2 separate regions of the Homo sapiens genome follow, and region 1 is linked to region 2. Evidence: chromatin contacts called from ENCODE POLR2A ChIA-PET data. All regions are on one chromosome and are shown on one strand. The core of a region is the stretch at or near the end of the contact, and the rest is flanking DNA. Distances in the headings are between cores, read along the strand shown.

Region 1 (5,222 bases), core at 1,669-4,168, about 18 Mb before region 2:
AAGGCAGATTAAACCAGCCTTCTGTTCGAAACTCTCCAATGGCTTCCTATCTCATTTGAAGTAAAAACCAAAGCCCTTATCAATGGTCTCTGGGCTCAACATGGTCTGTCTGGTGACCTGTCTGTGCTGTTTTTCTCTGAGCACTCCCTCACTCACTCTGCTCCAGCCTCACGGGGTGCCTGGCTGTCTCTACAAAACCCCTGGCATGTGCTCACCTCAATGCCTTAACACGTGCTCTTTTCTTTTCCAGAAAAGTATTTGGCCCACATTTCCACATGGCTTACTCCCTCCTCTCCTTCTTGGCTCAAAATGTAACTTTACAATGAGGCTTTTACTTGTCTCAGGTTGCATTCTCCAGCAGCAGATACGGTGATAGAGGTTGGCTCAGAGGGTGTTTATTAGGAATCAATGCCTGTGAAGGGAGGGGGAGGTACCAGGATTAGGCAGGAGAAGTCAGCTGCAGTACACGCCTTACAAAGCCTTGTCCAATCTAGGAGAGAGTTCTAGAGCAAGTGTTGCTCATCGGTCTGTCTTGATGGTCAGGCCTTTATCCTCCTATCTTGTTCAGTTACTGAATGTGGGCTTCCCTGTGAAGGGAACAACTGAGACCCAGTGGTTCTCAGCAGCTGGGGCAGTCCCTGAAGGAGCTGAAGGCTAGAGGCTCTCTGCTGACCACTGTTCTTCCCTGAAAGCAGATCTGTGCAGTGTATTCCTGAATCTATCACACCATCTATTTAAAATCGCAACATCCCCTAGAGTCCCTATCACCCTTCCCTGCTTTATTTTCTCCATAGCATTTAATAGCATTGAACATCTTCTAATATATTATATAATTTAGTTTACTATCTGTTTCCTTCACTGGGATGTAAGTTCTAACAGCAGAGGGATTTTTGTCTCTCTTGAGCACTGCTGCATTTAGAATGGCACCTGGCTCACAGCAGGCACTTGGGAGATGTTGGTTGATTAAACAAAGTTGTTCAGTAGCGTGTCTAGTCATTACACTGTACAGCCTCACAAAAACCATGTCTTATTAATCTCATCAGCAACAGCATATAGTAAGTGTGCGATATATGTCTGTTGAATATAGGAATAAATAAATTCATGAATGTTTGTTAATAACTTCATCATGAGAAAGTATTAGTACAATGGTGGCTCCTGCCCGTAATCCCAGCATTTTGGGAGGCTGAGGTGGGCAGATGATTTGAGGGCAGAAGTTTGAGACCAGCCTGGTCAACATGGTGAAACCCTGTCTCTAGTAAAAATACAAAATTAGCCAGGCATGGTGGTAGGTGCTTGTAATCCCAGCTACTCGGGAAGCTGAGACAGGTGAATCCCTTTAACCTGGGAGGCGGAGGTTGCCGTAAACCGAGATCGCACCACTGCACTCCAGCCTGGGTGACGGAGTGAGTTCGTCTCAAAAAACTAAAACAAAACAAAACAAAAACAAAAAGAAAGTTCTAGTAAATCACTGTACATAGAAGTACCATCTGATTCACATCCATAATTTAAAGTTTTTATTAGCTACCTTAAAAAAATAAGCAGGTCATATTAATTTTAATAGTATCTAACTCAATATATCCAAAATAGTATCATTTCAACATGTAATCATTGTAACAATTATTGATGAACTATATTACATCTTTTTTGTTTTGTGCTAAGTCTATAAAATCTTGTAGTATTTTGCACTTGTACTACATCTCAGTTTGGACAAGCCACATTTCAAGTGCTCTATAGTCATGTGGATAGTACGGTTCTAATGCAATTCTGCAATTCAGGTGTCAGAATAATATAGTGGGGCAGAAGTTTGGAGTCATTGACTTCCTGAGTCCAAATTTTGGCTCTTGAACTTACTGGTTGTCAATGACCTCTAGCCAAAAACCACCAGGAACAAATGGGGTTGATTGCTTGTTGGAGGGAGAAGACACACCATTGGGAATGGTGAGGTGTCTGGGTAAAGGGATGTTCGGACAGTTTTATTATAGGATTTGTGTTTGTGTTAGGTGACCTGGGAGAGCTTAAGGAAGAGAGGCTCTCCTGTGGACTGGATGTTGTCAGGAAATGCGTATAATTCTAAGGTTGCATATCTTAATAAATCTTATCTAAATGGAGGAAGACTAGATAGCGGTTAACATTATAATTAATAAAGAAATAAGAGTCACTCATATTAGCCAGGATAGGGGGATGTTTGGTAATTTCTGTGGCTTGTACATCGCTCATATTTTGGCCGTGTTTAGATGTGATTATGGAGTGGCCTCGTCTGATGTTTATGTTCCACAGGAAGCAAACACTTCCTAGCAACACCAAAGCTCAGCTGATAGTACCAGGCAGCTCCTGGAGATCAAGGGCTGCTTTTCTCCCTCTCATAGCTGTGCAACCTTAAGGTAGTGATCAAACTTCTCTGGTTGTTTTCTCATCTCTAAAATGGGAATACAAGAGCATCTATTTCATCTCTTAAAATTATCAGTATTAAATGAGATGCAAAGACACTGAGTTAATGCCTGGTATATGGTCACCACTCAGTGCTATCTATTGTAGTTCAAAGATTCTAAGATGCACTATATTTTTTCACATTTTAACATTTCTGAAAGTGTGTGCCTTTCAAACAATGGCTTCTTCAAATGGATGAAATGTAGTATTGTAATTTCTGAAATCTCTGGTTTGGGGGACAATTCCTTGTCCCCTCCAGGTGCTCAATTTATTCCTGGGTGAATGGCTTTACTTTTAAACCTTCCTTACTTTCCCCATTTCTCCGCAGGCGCCCCGTGGCATCCTCTCCCAGCCACAGACTTTCAGCTTGCGCGGCATCCCCAGGCAATACGGGCGGTGCGGCGGCAGCACTCGGGGGCTTACGGCGGCGCGGCGCCCAAGAGGCCCCAGCAGCCGAAGGGAAACCGGCGCGTCCCCCGCCCGCCCAGGCGTCAGCTGATGGGCTGCCTGCCGAGGAGGCCGCAGCAGTCGCCGCGCGAACATGGCGGCCGAAATCCACTCCAGGCCGCAGAGCAGCCGCCCGGTGCTGCTGAGCAAGATCGAGGGGCACCAGGACGCCGTCACGGCCGCGCTGCTCATCCCCAAGGAGGACGGCGTGATCACGGCCAGCGAGGACAGGTAGGGCCCGGGCGCAGCCGGGGCGGCCCGAACTCCGCGACGACGGGGTGTGGGGGCGGTGGGGTCCGCGGCCCCGGTCCTTCCTGCGTGAGGGGGCTCCCCCGGCAGCACGGCCCCACCCCCACTCTGCGCCCCTTAGCTCCGCCGGGTTCCCGGTTCCCTCCCGCCGGTCCTCCAGCCTCGACTTGCACCTTTCCAGCCTGGGACCCCGGTCTCGCCGCGCCCCTCCAGCCCGGATCCCCTGTCCCACCGCGCCCCTCCAGCCCGGGAACTCCGTCTCACCGCGCCGCCCAAGCCCGGGACCCTTGTTCCAACGTGTCTTTCCAGCCCAGGACCCCTGTTCCAGTGCGCCCTACCGCGCCCCTCCCAGCCCACCTCGCCCCTCCTGCTCAGGACCCCTGTTCCAATGCTCCCCAACGCGCCCCTCCAGTCCGGGACCCTTGTCCCACTGCGCCCGTCCATCCCGGGAGCTCCGTCCCACCGCGCCCCTCTAGCCCGGATCTTCTGTCCCACTGCGCCCCTCCAGCCCGGGAACTCTGTCCCACCGCGCCACTCAAGCCCGGGACCCCGGTTCCAGTGCGCCCCAACGCACCTCTCCAGCCCAGGACCTCTGTCTCACCGCGCCCCTCCAGCGCGGGAACTCTGTCTCACCGCGCTGCTCAAGCCGGGGACCCCTGTTCCAGTGCGCACCAACGCGCCCCTCCCAGCCCACCGCGCTCCTCCAACCAGGGAACCCCGACCTGCGGTGTCGCACTAGCCTGGGACCTTCGTCCCGGTCTCTCTCCCTGGCGGGGTTTAGCCTGGTACTCGGAAGGTGTTTCTTGGCCCTCCCGGGTCAGTTCCAAATCGTCTCCTCTGGAAGCGTGGAGGACCGGCGGCTGGTCACTGCGGACCCTGGTGCCCGGGGCTTGCTTCTTTGCGAGGAACTCCAGCCGCCTTCGCTCTCTTCCTCCCCCTGTACTCAGGGATTTCACGCCACGCCAGGCCTCTAGATCAGTTATTTTTGCCACGGCTGCTAGAATCACCTGAACTCTTATTTACTAAATAGGTTTTTGTGAAAGTGACTCATTTTTAAAAATATTTGGATGCATTTATTTTAAAAGGAAATCTTATTTATTAGGAAAACTAACATTACTCACCAGACAGAGTAAACTAATAACTAAAACATGTTAATTGGCATGCACACAGAGTCCTCTCTTGCACTGTGACATCTTGCATTGGACGCCCACCATGCTTTTGGGAAACACTGATTGGGTCCAGTTTTCTCATTTCTCCTAAGAGGAAGCCGAGGCTGGTGGAGGTGTAGCTTGCTGCTAAGTTACAGAGATACTGGTGAAGCCGGAAATGCAATCCAGAACTCCCACCAGCTCTGGGCCTGAGTGATTGGATTGGAACAGTATTTATGATTCGACTTTAAACTTTAGCGTCTTTCAAATCCTAAAGGTTTACAATGTCAGTAGCTTTCCGGTGGGAATTTGAAGGAAATGACTGATGTTTATTGAATGAAACTGTGTTTCCTTGATGCAATGAGCCGTCTTAAATAGGGATAGTCCACAAGTCCAAAAGCTTTCTGGAGGATGGAAGGTACTGCTATTCTCTTAAAGCTGAAGGCGTGGTCTCTAGCCTTTTGTAATTATACCTTTTGAAGTGACATTGACCCTATCCTGAATGGGAAGAAAAAGCCTGAAGCCCCCAACTCCTGTTGGTCCTTTGGATTTTGCTTTTGAGTGAGCTTGTGCCTTTTTCCTCAATTAGATAATGAGCTGATTGTGAGCAGGCAGTGGCCTCTCCCTGCTGGTTCACCTGTAGCTGACTTCCAACAAGGAGGGGAGTGATTGGCAGGACCTGGCTGTGGGTCTGTAAAGCAGAAAGGAGTGAGAGAGATCGAGTGCATGAGACCTGGGGAGAAGGTGGGGACCTGAAAAAGGCAAGGACAGAATAATGACTTTTTTTTTTTTTTTTTAAGATGGAGGCTTGCTCTGTCACCCAGGCTGGATGGAGTGCAGTGGCATCATCTTGGCTCACTGCAACCTCCGCCTCCCAGGTTCAAGCGATTCTCCTGCCTCAACCTCCTGAGTAGCTGGGACTATAGGCGCCTGCCACCACGCCCAGCTAAT
Region 2 (5,165 bases), core at 611-3,110:
CTCTGTCGCCCAGGCTGGATGCAGTGGCACGATCTTGGCTCACTGCAACCTCCGCTTCCTAGGTTCAAGCAATTCTCTGCCTTAGCCGCCTGAGTAGCTGGGATTACAGATGCCTGCCACATTTTTTTGTATTTTTAGTACAGACAGGGTTTCACCATCTTGGCCAGGCTGGTCTTCAACTCCTGACCTCGTGATCCACCCGCCTCAGCCTCCCAACATGCTGGGATTACAGGCATGAGCCACTGCGCCTGGCCGATATGTTCTTTATAGAAGACGCCATACCTCCTCATCATCAGATCCAAAGAGGTCAATGTCATCATCATCTTTACTATCTGTAGCTCCACTTCCTGTAGTGTCTTCCACATCGGCAGGACCATATTTGCCCAAAGCTTTCTTCACTCCTGGCAGGCTTGAAAAACATTTAAATTCAACCACTATTGAGCTAGTATAACATCCTTTTCCAGAAAATACAAAATAACTTGTTTTAATCACTACTTATCACTAGATCCCTTTTGCAATCATAATTTACCCTTTCACATGCGCCCAGGTAAACACTGTCATATGTTCAACTCCTCACCCGACAAGCATTAGTACCATGTGAGACATTATTTTCAATACTCACTATGATTTACTCTTTCAGTATGAACATTTCTGTTTGAGATTTCATTAAGTATGCTCAGTTCCATTCTTAGTGAACTGGAGTCCACTTCCCCAAACTTCCACCCTTGTTGGCAGTTTCAGAAGAATGGCCAAGGACTGAATGAATGAGCCACCCTCTCACCCCAGAGGTGGGCCCCCCAGGTCAAGGTCGAGGCACATTGGCAGGGCAGTGTGGGGAAAAGTTGAATTGCTGCTGTCCATGTTCTACCTGTTCTGTGAAAAAATGGAGGGCTTCAGTCTCTTGGCCTTCTAAGGTTACAGAAAAATTTAGCTTACAATATCCCAACAAAACTAAAGTAGCCTGGGTCCAGTTTTGTCATGTGAACATCCTGATAAACTTCGAGAGCAGTCTTATTCTTCAGCTCTATACAAAGATGATTTTACCTGGCCTTTTCCTTTTCGTAAGACTTGATGTGATTATACCAACGTAGGGCATGACACAAGTCGGCAGGCGGTGGGCTGGACACGGCTTCAAATACTGCCACATCTGCTTGTGATGGCACATACCTGCCAAGGACACAGAAACATTCACACACACCTTTGAAAAACAAACGCCAGCGAATAAATAATAAATACCGTATGCATCACATTAATTAGTGGGCACTAACCCCAGCAGGGTTGCTTTAATGCTTTTCTTTTCTTATTAGCTCCTTCAAATCAAACCATATGTTTGGGTCACCGCGCTATCCTGAGAAATGTCTGCCACTAAGTAGACCTCAAATACTGCAATGTCTGGCGTTGCTCTATCTACAGCTTAACATGTATTAACTGGGCAGCGATGCGGAAACACCTGGCTGAATTAAGTGTAAATAAAGCACATTTTAACCTTTCCTTGCTCGTGAACCGCTCCCCGGAGGCCGGGCTCGCCCCACACGAGGGCCTTGGGAGACGGCAACGGGGCGCTTTCCCCTCCCTCTCGAAAGGGCCCCGGGCCCGGCCTCCCTCCCTCCCGCGGCAGCCGACACGCTGCGCCACGTGGCCCCGGCCCCGGGCGGAGAAACCTCCCCGCCACCCCGACTCAGCCCGTCCGCTCACCCCTCGATGTAGCTCTTGTCCGCCAGGTAATCGTTGAGCACCTGGAGGCCGGCAGGGCTTTTCAGGTCTCCGAAACCCATGGTGTCGGCTGTATCCGAGAGCTGGGGAGCAGCAGAAAGAGAGCGCGCAAATTGTGGGCGCCCCACGCTGAAGAGAGGAAAAAGGACCCGAAGAGACCGGAAAATTCCTTATATAGAGACGGAGGCGTTTCCCTCCACCGCGCCGGACCGAAGGTTAAAGGTCAAAGTACTTTTGCATTCCCACTTCTCCACGTACGAATTGGGGGCCCTGAATTAAATGGCCCACAAATTGTCCATGGACCTTTCGTTGCGTTTGGAAGTAAATTAATAAAATAGGCATGTCTTAAGTTCGTACCTCCACGGCTCCCGAAGATGACGGGAACCAGCCCTAGAAGCGCCGGAGATGACCGAAGACGCCCGGCCTCGAGGCTGGGGCCACTTCCGGCGGAACTGCGGGTCCAAGTTGTCCTTCCCGCCTCCGGGCTGGGCCGACCTCAGCTCCGCCCTCTGGTCGGCTGACGGAAATTGCCGACAAACTTGTCGAATGCAAGGATTCTAGTCCCTCCGGGCTTTCCGTTCTCCAGGCCCGGCTGACAGAGTTAGCCGAGGCCGCCATATTGAATAAGCGACCCGGCCTCCTAGGGGGTCGTCGTGGTCCAGACAGTTTAGCAGAACAGCCTCCGCGGCTCCGGGGAGAAGGTGAGGTCTTGTATGGATGGGAAGGGTGAGGTGCGTCGGCCAGAGGCTTATTTATTGACGGGACTGTTTCCTTTGGCCCACGCGACGTAGTCTTCTGTTGTCCTTGACTGGGCGCCGCCTCCCGCCCCGCCGCCTCGGAAGCCCCTGAGAGCCGGCAGATGGGGGGCTTTTAGCCACGGTCTCTGGTCTGATGAAGCAGAAAAGAAGATGAGGATCAGGGGGTCCTCGGGAACGCTGTCACGAATGTAGGCTTGCAGGTGACCTTCCCTCTGCAGGGAAAATTCAGGACATTTCCCTCTCAGAGGAGGAGGCCGTTTTATTCCCCGGGAGAGGACCAGTGTCCGATGACTTAGGCCTTAAGACTAAGCCTTTCCCCCCAGATTTTTACACGCCTGATACAGTGCATGATTGTTTGGTCGCTGTTGTGTTAGCAATGGCTCACGCTTCTGTTTGTTGTCCTTGTTTGTTTGGTCCATTGACCACGTTGGACAGCATTTTTTTATTCCTTTAACTAACGGGAAATTGAGAAAAACGACTTTTGAAAAGTTAGCCCAGGATTGCATTGCAAATAACAAAACGTTGTTTACAGGTTATTGGGATCCAGTGCTTGAACTGTAAGGTCTTGGATCAGACACAACTCTGTTCACACACGAATTGACGGTATAGAAGTGTAACGTTAACTGTTTTTGATGAATAAACAAGTTATTTTTGTTTTGCGGAATATTCTTGTTTTCACCGACTTAAGGCTGCCAGAGCACCTGCACTTTTTAAATCCGGGAAAGTGGTCTCTACAAATTAACGACCAGAAATTAGAGATTCAGTTCACTTAACCGTTATTGAACATTTACTACGAGCCAGAAATGAGTCCGTAAAGAAGAATAAAATGGATGATATGCTGGGGGAATCGTAAATGTTAGATAGCCTGGTCAATGAAACTGAGAAAAGGCTTTTAAGCCAAGATTTGAAGGATAAGGAGGGGCCAGGGAAGAGCATTTCAGTCTGAGGTCACAGCCGGTGGCAAGAGGGGAGAGGCTGTGTGGGAATAGTGTGGAAGCTTGGTGACCTGTTAAGCTATTGAAGGCCGGAGGCGGTGGCTCACTCCTGTAATCCCACCACTTTGGGAGGCCGAGGCGGGCGGATCACGAGGCCAGGAGATCGAGACCATCCTGGCTAACACGGTGAAACCCTGTCTCTACTAAAAATACAAAAAATTAGCTGGGCGTGGTGGCGGGCGCCTGTAGTCCAGCTACTTGGGAGGCTGAGGCAGGAGGCTGGCGTGAACCCGGGTGGCGGGGCTTGCAGTGAGCCGAGATCGCTCCGCTGCACTCCAGCCTGGGCGACAGAGCGAGACTCTGTCTCAAAAAAAAAAAAAAAAAAGCTATTGAAATACTCCAGGCAAGGAGTGATGGTGGATTGGGATAGGGTGGTACCTTGGAAGGCAAGAAGTAAATGGATGGATCCATGTTGGAGAACGTGGAATAGCATAGTCCCTATATGGAAAAGTATCCAGTCTAGTTTAAGAAATGATTAGTCATTAACATTTTCCATCCAAAGAGATAATTATTTCTATTGCTACTTGGCATATCAATGTTCAAAGCACATATCGAAGTGTTGCAAATCTGTATTTCTTATGTTGGGCTATGCTTTGTTGCTGGATGTCAACAGTCTAGTTCTAGTTGATTTCCTATCCAAAGTGAGTACTATTTTTATATTGCATTGGAGATAAAAAAGTATTAAAGTTTTAAAATTGTATGAAATACTGATTGTTGATTTCAAATCTGTCAGTGCTCTAATGGAGTAAGTTTAGGTTTATATTTATGCCATCAGTAGTTTTTAATAGGACAGATGCTACTCTAGTTCTAGAACTTGGTGATAAGACTGTTTGGTGGTTATTTTCATAAGGGTCCTGTGCTAGGTCTTCAAAAAAGGGAAATGTCCAAATTCCTTGTCCTCAAGGAGCTTACAGTCTGGTAGGTACTAAAATTGATTACTAACCTACAGTTTAGTAAGTAAAACAAAAATATCTACACAGTGTGTACTGGTACTAAAGAAAAAGAGCTCAAAGAAAGAGTGCTTTAAAATTGGTTGTCTGCCAGGCGCGGTGACTCACGTCTGTAATCCCAACACGTTGGGAGGTCGACGCGGGTGGATCACTGAGGTCAGGAGTTTGAGACCAGCCTGGCCAACATGGCGAAACCCCTTCTCTACTGAAAATACAAAAATTAGCCGGGCGTGATGACAGGTGCCTGTAATCCCAGCTACTTGGGAGGCAAGAGAATTGCTTGAACTTGGGAGGCGGAGGTTGCAGTGAGTCAAGATCACACCATTGCACTACAACCTGGGTGACAGAGTGAGACTCTGTCTCAAAACACACACACATACTGATTGTCAGTGGCCAGTATTGCCTAAGTTGAATTCAGCTTTAACTGGCATTTGTTGAGCCCCTACTAATAGCTCATTGTCTAGGAAGTATTGTTTTCCTCCTGCTCTATAAGTAAAGAACCAGAAACTCATTTACCCAACATTACTCACTAGCAGGAAACAGATTGGATATTTGCAATTTCAGTATCACATATTCTTAATTAATGAAATTTATGAATGAAATTTCCTGTTGTACATCATCTATGATAAGTATGCAGAATTTTGTGCTTAAAACCTATGTATATGTACTATTATTCAATAATACTATTGCAACTATTGAAACTTTAATGTTGAAATTTTTTAATACGTTCTAATCACATAATTTGCCTT

The links. ChIA-PET counts read pairs that join two places held with the same protein, here RNA polymerase II (POLR2A).
Region 1: POLR2A ChIA-PET joins it to region 2 with 12 read pairs in activated CD8-positive, alpha-beta memory T cell. The contact joins the promoter of WDFY1 here to the promoter of EEF1B2 in region 2. POLR2A ChIA-PET finds 5 or more read pairs at or near these places in 2 of 52 experiments (activated CD4-positive, alpha-beta T cell and activated CD8-positive, alpha-beta memory T cell).

What each region holds. Positions count from the first base shown.
Region 1 is chr2:223,943,031-223,948,252 of GRCh38, reverse strand. It overlaps WDFY1 (WD repeat and FYVE domain containing 1), which reads left to right and starts at 2,918. Exons shown (of 12, transcript NM_020830.5): 1 at 2,918-3,105. The coding sequence starts at 2,969. LOC124907989 (a long non-coding RNA gene) reads right to left here and starts at 5,029. Exons shown (of 2, transcript XR_007088100.1): 1 at 3,846-5,029; 2 at 1-412. RefSeq lists a silencer at 3,167-3,346 and enhancers at 3,917-3,976, 3,987-4,106.
Region 2 is chr2:206,156,590-206,161,754 of GRCh38, reverse strand. EEF1B2 (eukaryotic translation elongation factor 1 beta 2) reads right to left here and starts at 1,860. Exons shown (of 6, transcript NM_001959.4): 1 at 1,696-1,860; 2 at 1,045-1,167; 3 at 283-409. The coding sequence starts at 1,775. It overlaps NDUFS1 (NADH:ubiquinone oxidoreductase core subunit S1), which reads left to right and starts at 2,311. Exons shown (of 19, transcript NM_005006.7): 1 at 2,311-2,414. RefSeq lists a silencer at 1,524-1,593 and enhancers at 1,854-2,113, 2,224-2,633.